Linked DNA regions of Homo sapiens: region 2 is linked to region 1. A link is a loop called in an ENCODE intact Hi-C map of the cell type or tissue named here. Cell type or tissue: HepG2. All regions are shown on one strand. Each heading gives the region's core, and the rest is flanking DNA. Links, peaks and the distances in the headings are about the cores only. Region 1 overlaps RORA (RAR related orphan receptor A). Region 2 overlaps RORA (RAR related orphan receptor A).

Region 1 (10,160 bases), core at 1,336-9,335:
ATATATCTGTAGACTGTGCATATATTTTTTAACGGTTGGGGAGACAGATGCAGATAAAACAAAATTGGCCATAGGCTGATAATTATTGAAGCTCAGTGACGGGGTCCATGGGGGTCTGTTATAGTATTCTCTTTAGTTTTGTGTATATTCAATATTGTCCATCACATTTTTAAAATTTTAAAAATGAATGACCATATATTGAGCACCTACCATGTGTGAGGTTCAGTGCTAGGTGTTTTATACACAGCTTCTTATTAGATCCTCACAGCAGCCCTGTTAGTGAACTGTATTATGCTGGTTTCGCAGATGAGGAAGATGTAGCGTAAAGGTAAAGTGAATTCCAAAAGCCACATGGTGAGTGGCAGAGATGGGAATTGAACCCTGTTTTTTCTTTAATTGTATTGGAGCATAACACATACAAAGAAATGTGCACAGATCATATTTGTGCAGCTCAATGAATTTGTAGGTGAACACATCGCCTATACCCACATAAAGAAATGGAATAGGATCAGCATCTCCAAAACCACCTCATGACCTTGCCAGTCACTACCCTTCCTCAGAGGTAACCACTGTCTTGACTTCTAGCACCTTAGATGACTTTTGCATATATTTTGAACCTCATTTAAATTGAATCATGTGCTATGTACTCTTTTATGGACGGCTTCTTCTGCCTAACATTCTGTGCATAGAATTTGTCCATGTTGATGCCTGCAATGGGTCTTTCCTTTTCATTGCTATGTAGTGTTCCACGGTAGAAATGTGCCATGATTGATCCATTCTGTTAGGGATGGAATTAGTGGTATTTCCATTTTGGGGTTTTTATGAATAGTGGCTCTGTGAATATTCTTATACATGTCCTCAGGTGGATATAAGTATGGATTTCTGTTGGATATATCCTGGCAGTGGAATTGCAGGGGCATGGGGTAGGCATATGTGAACCAGGAGCTCCAGTTTTCTTTCTATCACCCATTTGTCTCTACAAATAGGTTAAGAAATTAACCACTTTATGTGATTAGTTCTATAAGACTGGAGAATAACACAGGGTCTTAGGAGGCTATGAGGTAGAACCAAGACTGCAATTTAGGCCTTGATATTCTGGTCCTGGGTTGATCATGAGCCCCAAGGCCCAATCCAGACCTTCAAGGCTTCATAAATCTTCCTTGAAGTGAGTTTAATGCAAGAAAAGAACTCCACTGAGGTGTCCTGCATCTGTAGTTTTACACAATAGCATGTCATTTCAGGACACCAAAAGTCATCTCACAGAGAGAAACATGAACATAATTGTTTAAACTATCAGCAAATGGAAAAATGTTATGAAGATTTCAATAAAATTCATCTTCACATTTGGTGTACCTGAAGATTTGTCAATATTATAGCAATGGTCTCATCACAGTTTCATCTTTGAGGATGAACAATATCTATTGTAATAGCTCGCTGTTAACTATGAACCCATGGTATGTAGGCTTCTCCCTGGGGTATGTGGTAATCCACATCTGTCATATCTTAGTGCCCAGCCTGTTGTTCCTAGCACCCAGTTTGGGTACTGGTAAAGCTTGGTGACTTTAGGCCTAAGAGAGACCTAAAATGGGTGGCCTACTGACAGTTCCAGGTGACAGCCATGGTCTGAGGATGTGGGTGATATGATAGGAAAAAATGTGGGCTTCACATACAAATGGGCATAGGTTCAAATCCCAGATCTACTTATTCTTTGACGTTGAAAACATTACTTAATTCTGAGTCTGCTTCTTTAAGACAAAGATGATGAGATTAGCCTTAGAGAAATATTAGAGAAAGGTTAACTTAGATGATAGAGGTGGAAGATAAAATGGCTGATTCGTAGATAGAAACATAGATACTTAGATATATAGATAGATACATAGATAGATGCATACATAATTCCAAGGTCTCCGGAAGCTTTCTTTTCTGCCTCCAAGTCCTTTGGATGTTTGGTTAGTGGGGTGAGATAGTGCTGCTGAAGCTGTGAGGGAGCTGATAAAGGAAGAGGCCTCTTCTCTTTCCTATTCCTTTCCACTAAAACTGAGCCTTCTTCCCCTTCTCCTTCGTATGCAGTTAGCACAGTGGAGTGTGTGATCCTTCCTGGCTCTTCTGTACGTTCTATAAGATTTTATTTCCTGCATGGTTGAACACCAAGCATGAAGATTATTATTTGTTTATTTGTTATTGATTAGTTGACAGCCCTACCTGCATCCAGAAATTTTATACTAAAAACATAGGTACAAAAAGATCAAAACAATATATAAAACAAAAGCAGATATCAGGCAAAAGAGAGGAAAAGAAAACCGTAATGAAAACTCCTACCTAAGGAAAAGATGGATTTTTCAGCTTCCTAGCAGCTAGAGGAAAAGGGAATCAGTGTGGACTTCAGATTTCTCATTATCTATTAGTAGGGGGGCATTGCAGGTCAGGAGGTGCAAATGTCTGCCTGCTCTTGACCAGTGAAAGGAATGTGATACAGGAGTCTTTGTATAGGTGCCGTAATCAGGTAAAAAATATGTATTTAAATATCCCAGAGTAGCCTCTATAATGGATGCAGAGGCACTCCCTATATAGGTATTATCTATAGTAGCCTAGTCTCAATTTTGAGGCATCAACAACTCCTCCCTCATGAAGGAATTGCATTATGGAAAATCACTCGGAGGTGGCCTGTGTGGGCTCCAGGCCTGGCTCTGCCATTTATCTGCTTTGTGACATTGGACCATACCTTCCTTCACCCCTGCTGGGCCCTGGGCTTCTCCTCTATTAAACGAGGGGTCTCCTGCAGTTCTAAGAGCTAAAGTTTCTCTTATTCTTCATATGCCAGGCACCCCGTTGTGTGGGTTTCTCCTCCCCATGCCCAGTGATATCCAGTGAGAATCAATAGCAAGAGCAACCTCAGAGGATAGTCAACTCAAGGGGATGTGGAGGAAAAGCCAAGGAGGCCACTGTTGCCAAGAAATACAGTCTGGAGACCAGTTTTGTATTTGGGGGCAGGGTGGTTCATGCCTAGTGCATATTATATAAGCCGCATGTCTTTTCGTAGCATCATAAGTAGATGGAACCTACCACCTCCTCTGCTTCTGCCTTCCTTATATTCTCTTGGTCCCCACAGAGCAGAGGACAGGCAGTCATTCAGTCTCCTGGGTTTCGTACCCCTTAGCTCAAGCACGGGCTTTCTGAGCTTCCTTACTCTCTGCCTAACAAGTTGGTAATTCCTGGCTGTACCCTGGCTCAACAGACCTGAAGACTAGCCTGGTACAGCTCAGGGCCTGCACCCTTTGCTCAAGCTCACACATCTCTTTCTGCTCCCTCCCTGTCACCAAGGCACCCCAGACATGCCCAGAAACAGGACAAACCTGCACAACTACATTCTTCACCTGCCAGAAGAAGAAAAAAAATATTTCTGATATCTCCAAGGTTCCTGCTTTTCTGTCAATTGGGAATGAAAAGATAAAGTCCCTTTCATAACAACATTTTCTTACAAAGCCACAACTAATCATGTCATTAATGGGTAATTCCAAGGTAGCTAGTTGTTGGTAATCATGCATCTCCAAAGTGCCCAGTTTCTACATGGCAATTCCAATCGTAATTACCATGAAATTATATAACTGCAAATTATCCTGCCGTGTGAGTGGTGTAAATAAATACGTACCTGCTCTGTGATAATAAACATGAATGACATGGTTAGTTAATTAGTAGCCACTGGAAATTCACTAATGGCCTACCAAACCAGTAACTTTCTCCTGAAGAGGGAAGAAGATTGTTGATGTTTGTTCAGTTTGGCTTAATCAAGGCTTTAGTGAAGGCATTGATACTGCCTGCTCTTTGTTTTCTCATGGTTCCTTGAATCTGGAAAGTGAGGCTCTGTTAAGTTAGCAACCAGGACTTTCCAAAGACATTAAGTCCCACACACTAGTTATATGACTTGGGGATGGTGCTTAATCCTTCTGAGCCTCAAATTCCTTCTCTGTAAAATGGGAGTGATGCCAACTTGATGGCAATGCATACCTCCTGGGGTTGTCGAAAGGATTAGATGAGGTTACGTACAGGGACACATGGTATAAACTCTCCAAGGTTTGCTGTTACTGGCTGAGAATGGGAAGAAAGCCCAGCTTCACAGGCCATCCCACTTTTGTGCTCAGAGGGCTGCGTCTGATTCAGTTGGGTGTGAAGCACTATAGCAGAGACGCTGTCACGCTTTGTCACTTGAGGGTGGCAGATTGAACCCAGCACTGAACTCTTACCACTTTCCAAAGGGAGATTATAACTCCACTTCCATCAGGAAATAAGGGCCGATGCTTCAGATGCGTGAGGGAAAGGGATTACACGCAAAGAAACTTAACTCCTGAGAGATTATATTCTCAGCCCTTGCCTTTAACTGGTAAATAAATCAGCCAAGAGTACACTGACCAGGAAAAACACCAGTTATGCAATGCGAGGGCTCTGGCCCAGCAAACACAGCTGCCCCTCGGCCGACGTTTCCCTACTTTCTCCCAGATAGAGCTGCTCGTGGATGCCTCGTCAGTTAGGAAAATTCCAGAGGGAAAAAGTGGGACAGCACCCAGCAGTTTCCCGGGAGTGTCTAGGCTAGGCTCGTAGAACTTTCAAAAATAAGACCAAGAAAGGCCACTTTCCTTACGACAGAAAACTAACGCTGTTACTCTCCTTACATAAGGGCTGCACCTTGACACACAGAAAGCTACTTTCAGGGATGATAGATTTATATTCCAAAGGGCTACTAAACTTGTAACCATAGTAACAAACAAAGCTATTACATAAAATGGCTTTGCCACGTAAAAGCAATAATTATATTAACCAGATGGGAGGAAAAAGGAGAAGGAAGTCTGATCAATGTGGAAGGCACCAGTAAATTGGATTGAAAATGCATGACATTTTCCTAAATTACATCTGTTTGGGGAGGCGGGTAGGTGCCCAAGGCTGAAGAGCTGTGATGAAGTTGGGTCCAGGCCCCACCAGGTGGCAGTATGCAGAAGTTGTTGAAGCAGCTCCTCTGTTGAGGGTTTTGGGCTCTGGAAGCCGGATACTTCTTCAAGGCTTGATTTGAAAGCACCACCCCCTCCCATCACCAGTGCGATGGGGAATTTCCCTGTCAACACTAACAGTGTAGAACTGGCCCAAATTAGACTTTATTAAGAAGGATGTTGGTTGAGAAATATTCTAGTTGCAATAAGCAATGTATGCTAAGCGAAACATCAGCATGTTCTGATTAGGCCCTGAGTGTGTGATACAGATCAGGGCTCACCGTGCAGTTAACTCCTGAGTTTCTACCCTGATCTCTAACACTTGACCTTAAACTTAGCTGCATGTCAGAATCACCTGGGGGTCAAGAGGGGCTTTAAAAAATACTGATGCCTGATGCCTGAGTGTCATACTCACCTATCACCTTTTCTGATTTAATTGAATGTGATGTGGCCTGGGCATTGGTATTTAAAAATATATATATATCCAGGCAATTCTAATGATATTTTCGAGGGATGGATGAGTGGTAAGCTATTTATTAAGAGGAAGCTGATGCGAAATATTCAGAATTGGCATATTTCGGGGCAAAGGGAGCTAGGGACTGACTTCCTCATCGACTGCTTCCTCTTTTAGTCAAGTGGATAGATCTCTGTTTAATTATTCCAGCTCAGAAATACCAGCTAAATCACATAGAAAATGTTGTCCTGATGTTTTAGACTGTCTGCACGTTTGTCATAGAATACCAGGGTCTCTTCCCTTGTTTCCAATGCATTGTGAATCTCAGTGAAGTTGCCACCTGTGCAATCCCTGGCCAATCAGATCTGTTCCTTTACAAGGCAGGGAGGATTACACAACACAGACGCATTGGAGGGAATCTGAATATCTAGCTAGATCTTGTGTAATTTGACCCAATCAGTCAAACGACACATACAGGAACAGCCCTGGGAAAAGTGTAAAGTCGGCAGAACTGCCTTGTCTCCATCACTCCTCACCTCCCCCTCCAGTGCCCCACCCAGTGGATTTTAAACCTTTCTTTCCTTCCAGTCAATTTGAGATGTGACATGTTGGTGAGTGAAATAATGGGTTAATCAGGGAAAGAAACACCCCCATGTCTCTGCTGTTTTATGAACTTTTTCTAATAGCCTTCCTGTAGGAGCCCTTATTATGTGAAGCGCAATGTGCTAAGTGCTTTATCTCATTTAATCTTCCCAGCAAATTCATGCGGAAGCCATTATTATCTCCATTTTATAGAAGAAGAAACTGAGACTTGAAGAGTGTAAATATGTTGTTCTTGGCCCCACAGCCTGTTGGGATTTGAACCCACATTCGAGCGAGCTAGAATTCTGATCTTATGCTGCTTCCTCTTCCACTTCTTCAAGCCGAAGCTTCCTCATTTCACTGCCCAATAATGGAGCCAATAGCCACATGTGGCTATTTAAATGTAAATCTAAATTAATTAAAATGATATAAAATTAAGAATTCAGTTCTTAAGTCATACCGCATTTCAAGTACTCAGTAGGCATATGTGGCTAGTGGTGAACGTACTGTACTGTGCAGAAATAGAGTATTCGCGCCACCATGGAAACTTTGACAATGCCGAGAAACAATCTGGCAAATCATGTCAATTTAGATGAGTAACTGAGGTCCAGAGAGGAGAAGTGATGTGCCTAAGAATGAGCCCCTCCTCTGCACTGGGGCCTGTGCCCCCCCAGTGGAATCAGTGCTGCCTGAGAACTTCCTCCAGGGCCAGCACTCTGTAGGTGAGTGCCTGTGGAGGCAGTGGCCAGGATTCAGTCAGACCACTTATTGGGGAAAGAAGTCCCAATGCTCATGATCTGAAATGCAGCTCAGAAAGCATGTCTTGATGCTTCTTCTGGCCCATGCTGGGGAGAGCAGGCTACAGAGATAACTGCCCATAGCCTTGTTTCTGCCCTCCTGGGACTTAAAATCCAGAGGAACATATTGGGCTGGAAAAAGCTGAGTTTTTAGAATTAGATAGGCTAGTGTTCAAGTTCTGGTGTGGCTACTTTCTAGCTGGGCAATCTTGGGTATGATAGATAGTCTCTCTGATCTCCCCTCCTCATTCGGAAAGGCATGATCACCATGACCATCTGGTAGGATTTCTTGTGAGTACCGAAATGAAAGGTGGAAGCATTTGGCCCAATACCCAATAAGTGCCAAAGAAACATTAGTGCCCTCCCCTTCACCAAAGCTTCTTCCTGGATGGCCCACTGACCCCCGGTGTCCTCTGATATTTCTGGGGTCTTTCAGAAGGTGAGTAATCACTTTACGATGTCTGAGATTTTTAGTCTTGACTGCTTTTGTTTCCTAAATGATGGAACTCCCAAGCCTTGGTTTCCAAGGATTTGCTCTCCATTTCTTTATCACATTCACAGATTACTTCCCAGTCAAGTGAGATGTTCAATAGAAAATTTATTCCGGGACACTGTGGTTTTAGTGCACAGTTAAAGAAAAAAAACATGGGAAAGAAGCCAGCTGGACTATGAAATATTCATTTGCATCACAAATATTTACTGCGTTCTGTGTGCCAAGTACTGTGATAGGTCTTGGAGGCAGAACAGTGGACATGGTAGATAAAAGTCAAATCCCGAAGGCAATTCCATAAACCACAAATAGAAAGCACACCTTTGTATTTCTTGTCATGGCTATAGATCTGACTGGGGTTGTATGTAAGGAGGAGTGGCTGCCTGGTTCTCACAAAGCATGGTGGTGGACTTAATGAATTCATTCTCTGTGGCTAGGAGCCTGCATTCCCCCTCACCTCCCCATGGGCAAGCACTTTGGGAAAGCCCTTTCCCCAAAGCCTCCCACCCTTTCTCTCGCAGTCTGACATTGCAGTTTACATTTGGTGCTTCTTGAGTCCAAAACAATTTCTTAATTCAACAAATGATCACACATCATTCCCTGACTGTGTAAAGTACAGCAAATTAGCACAGCCAAAGCAGGAAATATTTGCTCTGAACGTGCACCCGTCTTTGTTTTCACAGCCTCTTCCCAGTCAATGGAGTGCAGATCATCTATTGCCAGACACCATGGTATACACTAGAGTTACAGAGGTGAAGAGGCACGGTCCCTTTCATACAAAAGTCAGTGTGAAAGGGAGACAGACATTAACAGAAACACTTAATCCACCGGACTGAGTTCCATAGGAAGCAGTGACATGGCAAAAGGAGTGGTCAATTGTTTGGAGGGAACTATGAGATGGAAAAAACAGGAAAGATAATTTTCAAAAGACAAAGCAGCATGCATATAAGGGCATAAATATTTTTTGTTGAGACCCCCTTTAATAGACTCTAACTCTACAGTTGTTACTTTGACACCCTATACAGTAAATCCATAGTATTTAAGCAGATTCTATAGTCATCCAAATATTTGCCCATAGCCATTCTTTAACCGTGTCTGCTGCTAACAAATGCCAGCAAAGCACAGCATTGTCTTTGTTTTAACATTTCCCTTAAAATAGGGCCACCTTTCTGTTTTCCACCTGACTCACAGTGAAACAGAAAGACCTGGAATGAAGTAAGTCATTTGGTGCCCTGAGATAAAGGACAGCACAGCCTGTCACGTGGCAGTCACGGGGGAAGTTGTACTGACAGTCTCTTAGAAATGCAAAAACAATAAGGGCACTTGGCAACCAGAATGGAATACCAAGACGTTGGCCAATTTCCTCTAGGCTTTCCTGGGAGAGGTGGCTGTAGGAGGCTGGGGTGGAGGGGCTGATCACAGGCTTGCTCTACTGGCTCTAGAAACCAGAGGTGTAACTGGGAGCTCTCTGTAACTTTCCAGGTGGTGAGCATAGAGGCTATGGACATGGCAGGGATTTCCATGTCCACACCAAGGGCCCCTCCCTGAGCCTGAGCACGAGGTGGTGAGCTCTGAGCTCACTCCTGAATCCCAGCACATAATCACTCAGAAGCCAGGGAAAGAGGAAGTCCTCCAAAGCGTGGCTGCCCTTACCCAGTGTTTTGTGGAGCCTACTTTAGGCAGATTATCAGTAAGAATAAACCCTATAGTGCTATAATGGGCAAGCAGTGATACCTTTTCAAAGCACTATTTTTTTCAAATTGAACTTGTTTCTAAAACTAAATTATGGTAATGGTTGTACTACTCTATACATTTACTAAAAATCATTAAATATCATTAAATTGGATGCTTATAATGTGTGGATTTTGTGGTATATAAACTATGCCTCAGTAAAGCAGTTGTAAAAAATTTTTAAATCACACCTGTTAATGGATTCCCCAAACACTGTTTCTCTAGCACCTAGAGGTGGTGATTTTTTTTGTTGTGTTTTGTTTTGTTTTGTTTGTTTGTTTGTTTGTTTTGAGATGGAGTCTTGCTCTGTCACCCAGGCTGGAGTGCAGTGGCACGATCTTGGCTCACTGCAAGCTCCGCCGCCCGGGTTCCTGCCATTCTCCTGCCTCAGCCTCCTGAGGAGCTGGGACTACAGGCGCCTGCCACCATGCCTGGCTAATTTTTTGTATTTTTAGTAGAGATGGGGTTTCGCCATGTTAGCCAAGATGGTGTCGATCTCCTGATCTCGTGATCCACATGCCTCGGCCTCCCAAAGTGCTGGGATTGCAGGTGTGAGCCACCATGCCCGGCGAGGTGGTGATTTTTTTGTTTTTTTGTTTTGTTTTGTTTTGTTTTTTTGAGGCATGGTCTCCCTCTATTGCCCAGGCTGGATGGAATAGAGTGGTGCAATCATAGCTCACTGTAGCCTTGAACTCGTGGGCTCAAGCGATCCTGTCATCTCAGCCTCCCAAGTAGCTAGAACGACAGATGCAGCCCCCCCACATCTGGCTATTTTTTTCTCTTTCTTTCTTTTTTTGTAGAGGCAGGGTTTTGCCATGTTGCCCAGACTGGTCTGAAACTCCTGGCCTCAAGCAATCCTCCCACATGGGTCGCCCAAAGTACTGGGATTATAGGCGTGAGCCACTGCACCTGGTCTGGTTCAGAGAGTTTAACAGGCATTGCCTTAAGCAAAATATTGGACAAACTGAGGAGTTTCTAATATGCCTGTTGTGCCCTTTCTCCACCTCTGTGACCTTCCCTCAAATCAGTTACTGGGCAGGTTGTGGTGGCTAATGTCTGTAATCCCAGCACTTTGGGAGGCCAATGGGGGCAGATCACTTGAGGTCAGGAGTTCGAGATCAGCCTGG
Region 2 (10,160 bases), core at 793-8,792, 240 kb after region 1:
TTTTCTTGGGCTATTGCAGAAACAATAACCTGTGGTTGAGTTTAAATTCATGGAGGGACTTAGATGACAGCATGAGAGTGGTGGCTAGAGAGGAAAAATTGGTGTTCTAAAAACAGACACTTGAACCAGGTGGGTCTTTCCACAAAGGCTTAAAGAATTTCATCAGCTATACTGGCTTTAATGCAAAATCAAGATATAGCCACACAGGGTGGACTTTGAGTGCCTTTCTAACTGTGAAAATCAGCAAGAAAATTCTTAGGCATTAAGCTTGAAGTCAATGTAGAAAGACTTAAAGCTCCTTTTATATAATGGACAGAAAGATTTGGATCAGAAATGATATTGTTTTGGTTGATGTTTACTTTCATGATTGGGGGAGAGGGCCCAGAATAAAAAATGGCCGAATGACAAAATTGGAAAGAATAGCACCTGAAAACACAGTTGACACAAAACTTTACATATGCCAAGGAGAAATTGAATTGTCCAAGTTACATGTTAGTGGAAGTCCTCCATGCCACTTGAACATGGAGATTGTTTTTGTCACCCAGCTCAGCAGACAGCCCATCGTATTTCTGATCTTAGCATCTCCACAGGGCCCACAGCTTGTGAGGAGAAAGACAATCAGTCAGTTTTTTCTCTAATAACAGTCACCCAAATTACTTCTTCTTTAGCATTTGTTGGATTTTTCTTGAAAACTGAACTGTCCTAACTTGCCTATACGTTTTTTTTTAAGATGTTAAATTCCAGCTCCTCTTAAATCATCTTGACATCTGTTCTTCAAAAAGTTTCACTATCAGTGAAGTGTATGAATTCATTTTTGTACCGTCTCAAAACTTCCATTTTTAGCCAGGGTTCTGGAAACCTTAGTCAAGACTTGACTACATAATCATCGACAGCTGAAGTCACCCGACATTAGCAATTTCAATCTTGGTTTCCTAACTGCCCTCACGGAGAGATTGTTCAACTTACAAATTAATATGTACAGCTGCAGAATATATTATCAGACCAGAGTGTCAGCTCACAGGTACACAAGACAGAGGTGCACATACTGCAAAATGAGCCTGAATAGTTGTGACACCAGATAGTATTTTAGTCCACCTTGTTATCTGGAAAGCACAGGTATTGTTTCTTTTAAAAAAAATAAATGTTTTGGGTGACTTGAGGCAGAAATTCCCATGAAGGGAAATTTGACTGTTAAGCTTCAGAGGAGCCCATGGACATAGTCTTTGGAGAACTCAGTTTCTCCTAAGCTTCTGAGAAGGGTACCTTAAGTGTTTGTTTTCTGTTTAGTTGGCCAGTGGGAGAAGACAAGCTTTGGAATTTCTAGTGTTTCTCGTGCCCAAATTGTTCAAGGAATTCTTATATTTGTGATGTTCTTCAATTGTTGATAGGAAATGTTGCTGTTGGTTTTTGGTGTGCAAACATAAAAGAGAGTTTTTAATATTAGATCAATTTTACACTGTGGTGTGGAATTGCAATTTAATTTTCCTGGGGATTATATAGCACATGTATTTGGTTGGACCCCTTCAAGATTGCTTTGCTTTGGTGTTTCACAAGTTTGTTCTGGTCTCTTTCCTGCTGAAATAGCCACCATGCAGATAAGTATCATTTTCGGAATCAGCTGCTGTGTTGGTTTTTATTATTTGCCAAGGACAACGAGTCATTCACTCCTGAATTCTTAGTCTAATTCTTCTTGGATAGTTCTGCATTTGCTACAACGTTACAAGAGGATAAATATGGAGGTGAAAAGATGCAACAAATCATCCTAGCTCTTTCCAGCTACTGGAAAGTTTAGCATCATGGAGTCCTAACCTCAGAGGACATATATCAGACAGCCACCACAACACAGACCCAAAAGATATCTGGTAGGCCCCTGAACCGTTTCCAGAGGCATCAGACCATTGCTGCTTCCTTCTGTTCTCATCCTTGTTTACAGTCCTTGTACCTCTTGTCCTAGCCTGCCCTGCCTGCTTTCTCCCACACTGAGGGACAGATACAGGCTTCTGAAAGGTGCAGGTTACTCAGTGGAAGCAGTCAGGAAAATGTGTCAGTTTACTCCCAACTTGAGTTGTTAATTTTCCCCAATAAAAACCCAAACAAGATACGCCTCTGAATCTTCGGAAATATTTTCAGTTAACGTGAATAGCCATTAAAAGGTAATCTAGTACATTTTCAAATGTTTGATTGTAGCAGGCTAATACCTACAATATAAAATTAAAGCACTGTGTTATTTATAAAAAGATTTAGTTCTCAATAGTAAAATATTTTAGCACAAATCAAAATATTTCTTTGAGAACTAATCTTTTGCATCCATTTTAAAAAGTGTTTATTGCAATCATTTAAAATGGAATAGGTTAATGTATTCACTTTTCACCCCAGAGACTTGGCTTTGAATTTGACTTAGAGAAAATTAGTTTTGAGGCCTCAACCTCCTCTCCATAGGCATTCATTGATATCACAAAATGAACCCAACAAGTTGTCACAATTGTTGCCATTTACTCAGGAGATCCAAAAACTAGAATAACCTTATTTTCTCATTTTTTTTCCTATCCTTGAGGCCATACTTTTTTATTGTAGACTCTTAGCAACCCCAAACTTGGGGCTCACCCACATTGTTTTCACAGTCCAGGAAAACTCAGGAACCATTCTTGGCAAAGCTAATGGAAGGTGCTTTGGTGATATAGTTAGTAGGTTTCCGTGGCAACCCATGTGACTCACAGTGACTCACGGCAGTTATAATTTCTGTTGCTGGCAGGGTGTTCCATTAGGACAGATGTGAGAAGAAGCCACGCTGAAGTTCTTTTAGTAGGCCTTCATCCAGATCCTGTCTGCCCATTGACAAATAGTCAGGAAAAGGGATAACCTAGTACTCACAAAGTAACTGGAAGATTCATTGCTTAGCTTACCAAGGCTACCAGCTATCTCAGACAGCAAGCTTGTTGGCAGTGGGTCATGACTAAAATACAGGTGCTGGCCTCTTAAGGGCTAATTAAGGGACAACTATTCATTGAGGACCTACTCTGCGCTGATAGGCTTTTTACCTTCCAGGCGTTTACAGACTAGTTGTAAGTAAAGACTAGAGGGAGACAAGATAGGGGATAGGGTGGGATAGAAGTGCATAATCACATAAAACAATCTGAAAACACAAATGCCAGGTGTACCAGTTCCATAAGTCGCTCATAACTGGAAAACAAACTAAGCTGGAAGTATGGGAGAGGAAAAGAAAACTAGAGAAAACATCGAGGATTCTCATATTGTGATCCAAGCATAAAATAGCAATAAAGCAAAAGGCAAAAATTTAACCCTGGGTGCTAAAACCTATCCCCGCTGCTCATCTCCACCCATTCTTACAGAGTAACATCTATTTAGTTTCTTCAAATCAGCCAGTCTGAGAAAGTAAAAATCCCTCTGTACTGTCTGGAAGCGTTTGCCTTGTTTAGAGTCAGCCTGCTCAGCTACAGCCAAGCCCTCCTAAGCTTAACAGGATTTCTCTGTCTCATCATATTAAAAATAAATGGATTGCACTTGGCCCTGCCAGTCAGTTCTTCCAAAGTAGAAGATTTGCATAGTCTTAAAGCCCACAGTTCATGGCGAGGACCTGTGAACTCCATAGAAAAACTGAATAGTTACCTGAGCATTTCCATCCCAACATCCAGTTGATTCAAGTTTGCCCAGTTAGTAGACTTGAGGTTCATGAATTGCATTTGGACAAAAAGTATTTGTATTCCCACTTCATAACATACGTTCCAAAGGGTGTGTTGAGATGGTGATTGGCTCTTTAAAATCCATAATCACTACCAGGGAGAAAACAAACATGCCTAGCCTACGAGGGATTGGTGTGGACTTGATAGACTTATTACATACTTGATAAATGCTTAGTTAGACATGATTAGATTGATTTTTTAAAAAGCGCTAGATGTCTATGACATAAGTTTGCAATATGCTTAGTTTCATATTGACAGTAATAATGGCAGAAGTAATAGCAGTAGTACCATTACTTGTAGTAGCAGCAGCAGCAATAGCAGGAACACCACCTACCAAGCAATCTGAATATTCGAAGCATTGTGTTTAATGCTTTACGTGCATTATTTCATTTAATCTGCTCATCAGCTTTAGGAGCTTTGTACTGCTTGCACCCGCATTTTAAATAAGAAAATGTACATGAGAGACAAGTAGCTTAGAGAAGTGAAAAACCTCGTTAGCTCACCCAGCTGGGCAAAGCCTGGAGTCAAAACAGAGTAGATTGCCCCCTTGTGCACACATAAGAGCCACACCGTTATCTCCAGTATCAACATTAACTAATACTTGTGGGGCACTGAGTGCTAGGCACTTCTCTAAGCACTTTCTAAGTGTTCATTTATTTATCTTTACTGCAACTTTGTGAGGTAGGTGTTGCTACTATCCCCACTTTACAGATGAAAACCGAGGTCCAGGGTCCTACAACTAGCTAGTATGTGGTGGAGCCAGGATGTAAAGGCAATCCCCAGTTTAAATGCTTTTAAAATGAAGAGCTTCATTTTTCAGAGTGGTTCTTCCACTCTAAAGTATAGGAAGAAAGCCAAGTGCAACATAGTCATTCTTACAATTGACCAAGGTTTCCTTTTACCTTACAACTATGCTACCTCCATAGGCTTCTAAGCTTGAAGAACAAACTGATTGTAAGAAAGGGGAATGTTATTCCCACTATGTGAAAAAAAGTATTTAAACAAAGTAGTCTACTGGAAACTGTACAGCGTTCTTACTTTATTATTTTTTTTAGAAGGGGACTCGCTCTGTTGGCCAAGCGGGAGTGTAGTGGCATGCGCGTGGCTCACTGCAGCCTCAACCTCTTGGTCTCAGGAGATCCTCCTGCCTCAGCTTCCCAAGTAGCTGGGACTTGCTCAGCTAATTTGTTTTTTATTTTTAGTTTTTTGTAGAGACAGGGTCTTGCTGGCTGGGCTTGGTGGCTCACCCCTGTAATCCCAGCACTTTGGGAGGCCGAGGCAGGCAGATCACCTGAGGTCAGGAGTTTGAGACCAGCCTGGCCAACATGGTGAAACTCCATCGCTACTAAAAATACAAAAATTAGTCAGGAGTGGTGGCACACGCCTGTAATCTCAGCTACTTGGGAGGCTGAGGCATGAGAATCACTTGAACCCGGGAGGCAGAGGTTGCAGTGAGCCGAGATCACGCCACTGCACTCCAGCCTGGGTGATGGAGTGAGAGTCTGTCTCAAAAAGAAAAAAAAGAGAGAGACAGAGTCTTGCTATGTTGCCCAGGCTGGTCTCTGAACTCTTTAGCTCAAGAGATCCTCCTGCCTCAGCCTCCCAAAGTGCTGGGATTACAGGCGTGAGCCACTGCGCCTAGCCAACCTTCTTACTTTAAATGACCATTACTTATCTTTTTAACAATTTAACTTAGTTCATCAAAGAACTGATGTCTACTTAATGTCATACAACACAACTGATTCCATAATAAAACAATTGTTCAAAGTGGTTACTTCTGCTTCTAGGACAGCTATGTACCCCACACCAGTAATGACATATATTTCGTACAGCACAAACCCATCTTCCTCTGAAACAAAGCCTTTAACGGACATTAATGACATTTATAATAAATTTATACTTTTTTGTTAGACCAACTTAGTAATTCATTTATAACTTTCATTGCCACAAAGCAGTACTATGATTCCGGACACAGTGGTTTCTTTGAAACCTATCCAAACCCAAAAAAACCCTGGAAGCTAACAGAACGCTCAGGAAACAGATATATATATATATATATATATATATATATCAATGGGATATATAGGAGATATAAGAAAATTAACATCTAGATTTTGAGGATGTTTAAGCATATCTGAACTTAGGACTGGATTTACACTTATATCAGCTTCTCTTTTTATTGCAATCTGTACGCAGAGGAATAAAAACGTAGAAGAAACAGAGATGCCAATGTGTTTAAAACAAGAAGAGAGTGATCACTCTACATTCACTTTCAGTGATGACACTAAATTTTTTACACTGATTTCTTTATCAATTCTGTGGCCAGGAAGTTAGTGCATTTGTAGTCACATGGCCCTTTGGATTATAATTGACATCCACATCTATACATTATAAGGATGAAGATTTTTAAGCTATTCAATTAAATATTTTCCTTTGACTGCCAAAATCCCTTGCAATGGAATGTTCTCCACCCAATCCACTTCCACTTCTGGGAAAACATGTTTTTCTATGTAGGAGTGATAGCTCTTTCCCTTCTTGATTTTGTATGTCTCCTAGGCATCAACTCCAGCTCCTACTGTCTTAAATAGTTAATAGCCAAGGATACTGATTAGAAGGCATATTGAGGAGTGGCCGGGCATGGTGGCTCACGCTTGTAATCCCAGCACTTTGGGAGGCCGAGACGGGCGGATCACTGAAGGTCAAGAGTTTGAGACTAGCCTGGCCAACATGGTGAAACCCCATCTTAACTAAAAATACAAAAAGTAGCTGAGTGTGGTACTGTGCACCTGTAATCCCAGCTACTAGGGAGGCTGAGGCAGGATAATCGCTTGAACCTGGGATGCCGAAGCGGCAGTAAGCTGAGATCACAGCACTGCACCCCAACCTGGGCAATGTAGTGGGACTCCATCTCAAAAAAAAAAAAAGAAAAAAAAAAAAGAGGTAGGATATACTAGATTAAGGTTTGGATTCAGTGGAAAGGCCTTAATCTATAAATCTTTTATTTTACATTTTCTTCTTAGAGGAAAGGGGAAGGAAATTATATGCTAGGCAATCCAGACACCTGTAATATCGGGGTCTGAGGAACAGAGGCTGGAAAGTAGACTGCAGTTCATACCTATGGAAAGATAGGGCAGGGAGCCAGGCAGATTTTCTTAGCTTGATATTTTTTAACCCCTGCTCTGTGCCTAACATTGTGTAAGGCACATTGCAGTATAGGTAATCTAACTTATATTCCTCCCTGTCTAATAGTTTAGTCTGTATCTAGGAGAAAGGACACACACATTTGAGGAACTTTCAGTAATGAAAGAATTGCAGGAAAATGCAGGGCTATGAAATTTTGCCATTTCAATGGCAAAAACCACAATTACTTTTGCACCAACCTAATAGAATATGTGTTTAAATGCTGTATGAGTTGGGAACATGTGTGGTGAGCTGAGCTTGCTCTGGAAGGGTAGCAAGAATTAGGTGTGATCAGGGATGATTGTGTAGATCGGTCTGACTGGAGTAGAGTATTAACAAGGAAAAGGGAGACCAGTAAGAACAGAGAGCAGGTTTTGGCTTTCTCTCATAACCAATGTGGAGCCACAGAATGTGTGTGAAAAAAAGCAGTGACCTATAAACAATGTTTTTCTGCCACAGTCATTTAGTTAGGGTTATGTGAATCAGATGTTCCCTGCTCCAGTCCCTTCTCTGAACCCAGGTGACATTTTTATCCTTAGTTAGAACTACTTCTGTGTGTGCTCCTGTGACCAACTACGTTAAAAAAACAAACAAACAAACAAACAAACAAACAAACAAAAAAACGCTTATTGGGAAGGAGAGATCTGGTCCGAAAAGAGAAGGCTCTTCTGATTATTAAAGAAAAAGGATGTTCACTTTTTCTCTAACTCCACGGTGTTAAGGTCTAATTGTAAGACCCGTTCTTGCCATTTCATTAAAATCAGAGGCATGGAATGTGCAGTGAAACTTGAAAAATACATAAGCACTTTGAATTTTGCGGCTAATGGTTCTCCTTGCTTTCTTTCATTCGAGCTGCTAATTGGCTGCAGGCTACTCTGCTACCCTGGGAGCCTCTGTCTTTCCAACCCTTTTAAACTCAGCTACAAATAGCTTTATAAAAATTTAAACCCCAAATTCCAAACCTTGCTCACTCCTTAGGTAGGCAAAGTCAACTGCAGTGACTATTACTTTTTCATCAGCACAAAGAATTATTTCCCTCATGTAGCTGGACAATTATGGTAAGAGGACAACTAAGCATCCTTTTCTCATTATGGATATTTCTTAATTTCCTTAGAATATGTTTCTGTCGTTTTACTTAAAGAATACCAAGGTCCTGATGAGGCATTTTCATTGGCTGCGTGTTCTTAGTCTCCAGTATAATGAATCATATTGAGTTAATTTATCTCTCTTTCTCTTACACCATGTCTTTTTGTGTCGACAAAACTGAAAATTCACTTTCCCTCACCAGGTTGGGGCGTCGGGATAATTGATTGTTACCAGTCTCTGCTGTTAGTAGACAGGATAACACCAGTGCCTCTAGAGAACAGGTGAAAACTAAACTCTGTCCCCCGAGGCCAATGAAATAGCTGTTTGGTCCCTTGTGTGAAACTTCCTAATAACTTAACTGGGCAGCCTCTGGGTCCCTGGAGGGTTTCTCCACAAGAGTATTCCCTCTCTTTGTTAAGATTGCTTATTAAAAATGATTTTATAATGAAGTTGCCTCAAATAGCAGCTCTTTTCCTGGTTGTCCTTGAAGCTGTGGTGAAGAACCTTAGAGACAACTGTCTAGGGTTTTCCTCCTTGTTAAAAAACTTCTCTCTTACCACTCTTGCTCTTGATTTTTAAGGAGACAAAATCTAACTGACACAAGTCCCTCTCCGGCTGATTATGTCGCTTCAAACATTGTGCAAGGCATTATTGGTAGTTCAACTTGTCATTCGGGCTCAGGAATCGAACTGATCTACGTGGAGTGAGGACAGTTAAGTCTGCAGTGGAAACAAGGCTGTAGGGCTTCCCCCTGAGAGCAGCAGCCAAGGAATGCTGCTGTCATGCTGTCACAAACTCTGCCCCTGACTCTATCAAAACAATGATTTCCAATTATTTCATCTCTTTGGTCCTAGATTTCTTCTATCTATAAACTAACCACTTTCCTGCCACAAGAGACTGTCATGAAGAGGAATTAAATTTAAAAAAAAAAAATAGAATCATACTCTTTGGGCTGGGTGCAGTGGCTCATGCCTGTAAACCCAGCACTTTGGGAGGCTGAGGCAGGTAGAGCACTTGAGCCACAGAGTTCAAAACCAGCCTGGGCACGTGGCAAAACCCCATCTCCACCAAAAAATAAAAAGAAAATTAGCTGGGTATGGGGGTGCATGCCTATAGTCCCAGCTACTCAGGATGCTGAGGTGGAAAGATTGCTTGAGCCCAGGAGTTTAAAGCTGCCGCAAGCTATGATCACACCACTGCACTCCAGCCTGGGTGACAGAGTGAGACCCTGTCTCAAAAACAAAAACAAAAAGAAACAAAAAACGAACTATACTCTCTGCTACCAATGGCCTGTATAAATTCAAAAACTTCTAATACATGTAGGCAATTAGGAGAAAAATCGGTTTTTTATTGTCCACACCATAACCTTAACTTCTCGGCTTGCAAGGGCTTAGATGTGGTGATGTATTTAACATAAAGAATGATAAAGCACCCGGCAGGGAGGCTCGCTGTCAGAAATATCTGCCTCCGATTTCGTTTCTCAGTGGCCAGGCATTCTCAACAAGCAACACAGGAAACAACAAACCATATAAAGTTGTTAGTGACAGATTCAGCTTGAAATATTTTTCTAACTTTAAGGCTTGTCAGGCAGTAAACCTGCAGAGCAGAGAACTCAAGGTGTGGCTTGGCACTTGTTTTGCTTTGCAGTGTGAATACAACAGAACACCAACAGTAAGAGGGACGATTGTGAATCTTTTAGGGAAGAGAGCCCAGTCTTGTCTAGTGGTACCAAGACTCACTGTGTGCTAAGAGTGTGATAAAAATCTGTCTTGGCTAAATTCTATTCTCTGAGATGAGGTATATTAGAAAACACCAGCCTTACATTCGGTAATTCCTGCTCCTGCACAATAAAAAAGAAAAGTAAGGAAAAAGAAAAACTGTGGCTTTCTCTAGAATTTGACTGTGGCCTTCTCTAGAATCTTCTGATTCTACCTCCTTAGAAACAAGGTGGAATCTTCTCATTCAACCTCCTGTAAGGTTTTCTGTCACCTGAGGAGTCTAAATTCTAAGTATGGCATTCGAGGCCTTTTACAATCTGGTCTTAATCTTTCCACTGCTCTTTTCAGGACTTCTCCCATGCAGGCAGTGTTTGCCATCCTCAGTGATCTGTTCCCAGGAGATTCCATGCATGGGCATACCTCGGTGCCTTTGTATCTGTAGTATCTTGTTTGTCCTGGAATGTCCTTCATCATC

What was found. A loop is a pair of places that touch in the nucleus more often than their neighbours do. Peaks named below come from ENCODE experiments on the same cell type or tissue, not always from the same donor. Only the 100,000 strongest peaks of a DNase experiment are listed, where the experiment ranks them.
Region 2: a loop joins it to region 1, with 8 times the contacts of the local background. A loop is called at or near these places in 12 of 110 quality-filtered maps.

What each region holds. Positions count from the first base shown.
Region 1 is chr15:60,911,917-60,922,076 of GRCh38, reverse strand. The region is part of intron 1 of RORA (RAR related orphan receptor A); the gene reads left to right. Among named protein-coding and RNA genes, the nearest start is that of RORA-AS4, 150 kb to the right of the region's middle. RefSeq lists an enhancer at 5,132-5,241. In HepG2, for the core only: a CTCF peak has its summit at 4,982 (motif pointing right); a DNase peak (open chromatin) is centred at 4,996; H3K27me3 peaks cover 1,968 bases.
Region 2 is chr15:60,666,680-60,676,839 of GRCh38, reverse strand. All of the region lies in intron 2 of RORA (RAR related orphan receptor A), which reads left to right. Among named protein-coding and RNA genes, the nearest start is that of RORA-AS2, 9.8 kb to the left of the region's middle. In HepG2, for the core only: a CTCF peak has its summit at 4,257 (motif pointing left); no DNase peak of the experiment used is centred there; H3K27me3 peaks cover 2,198 bases.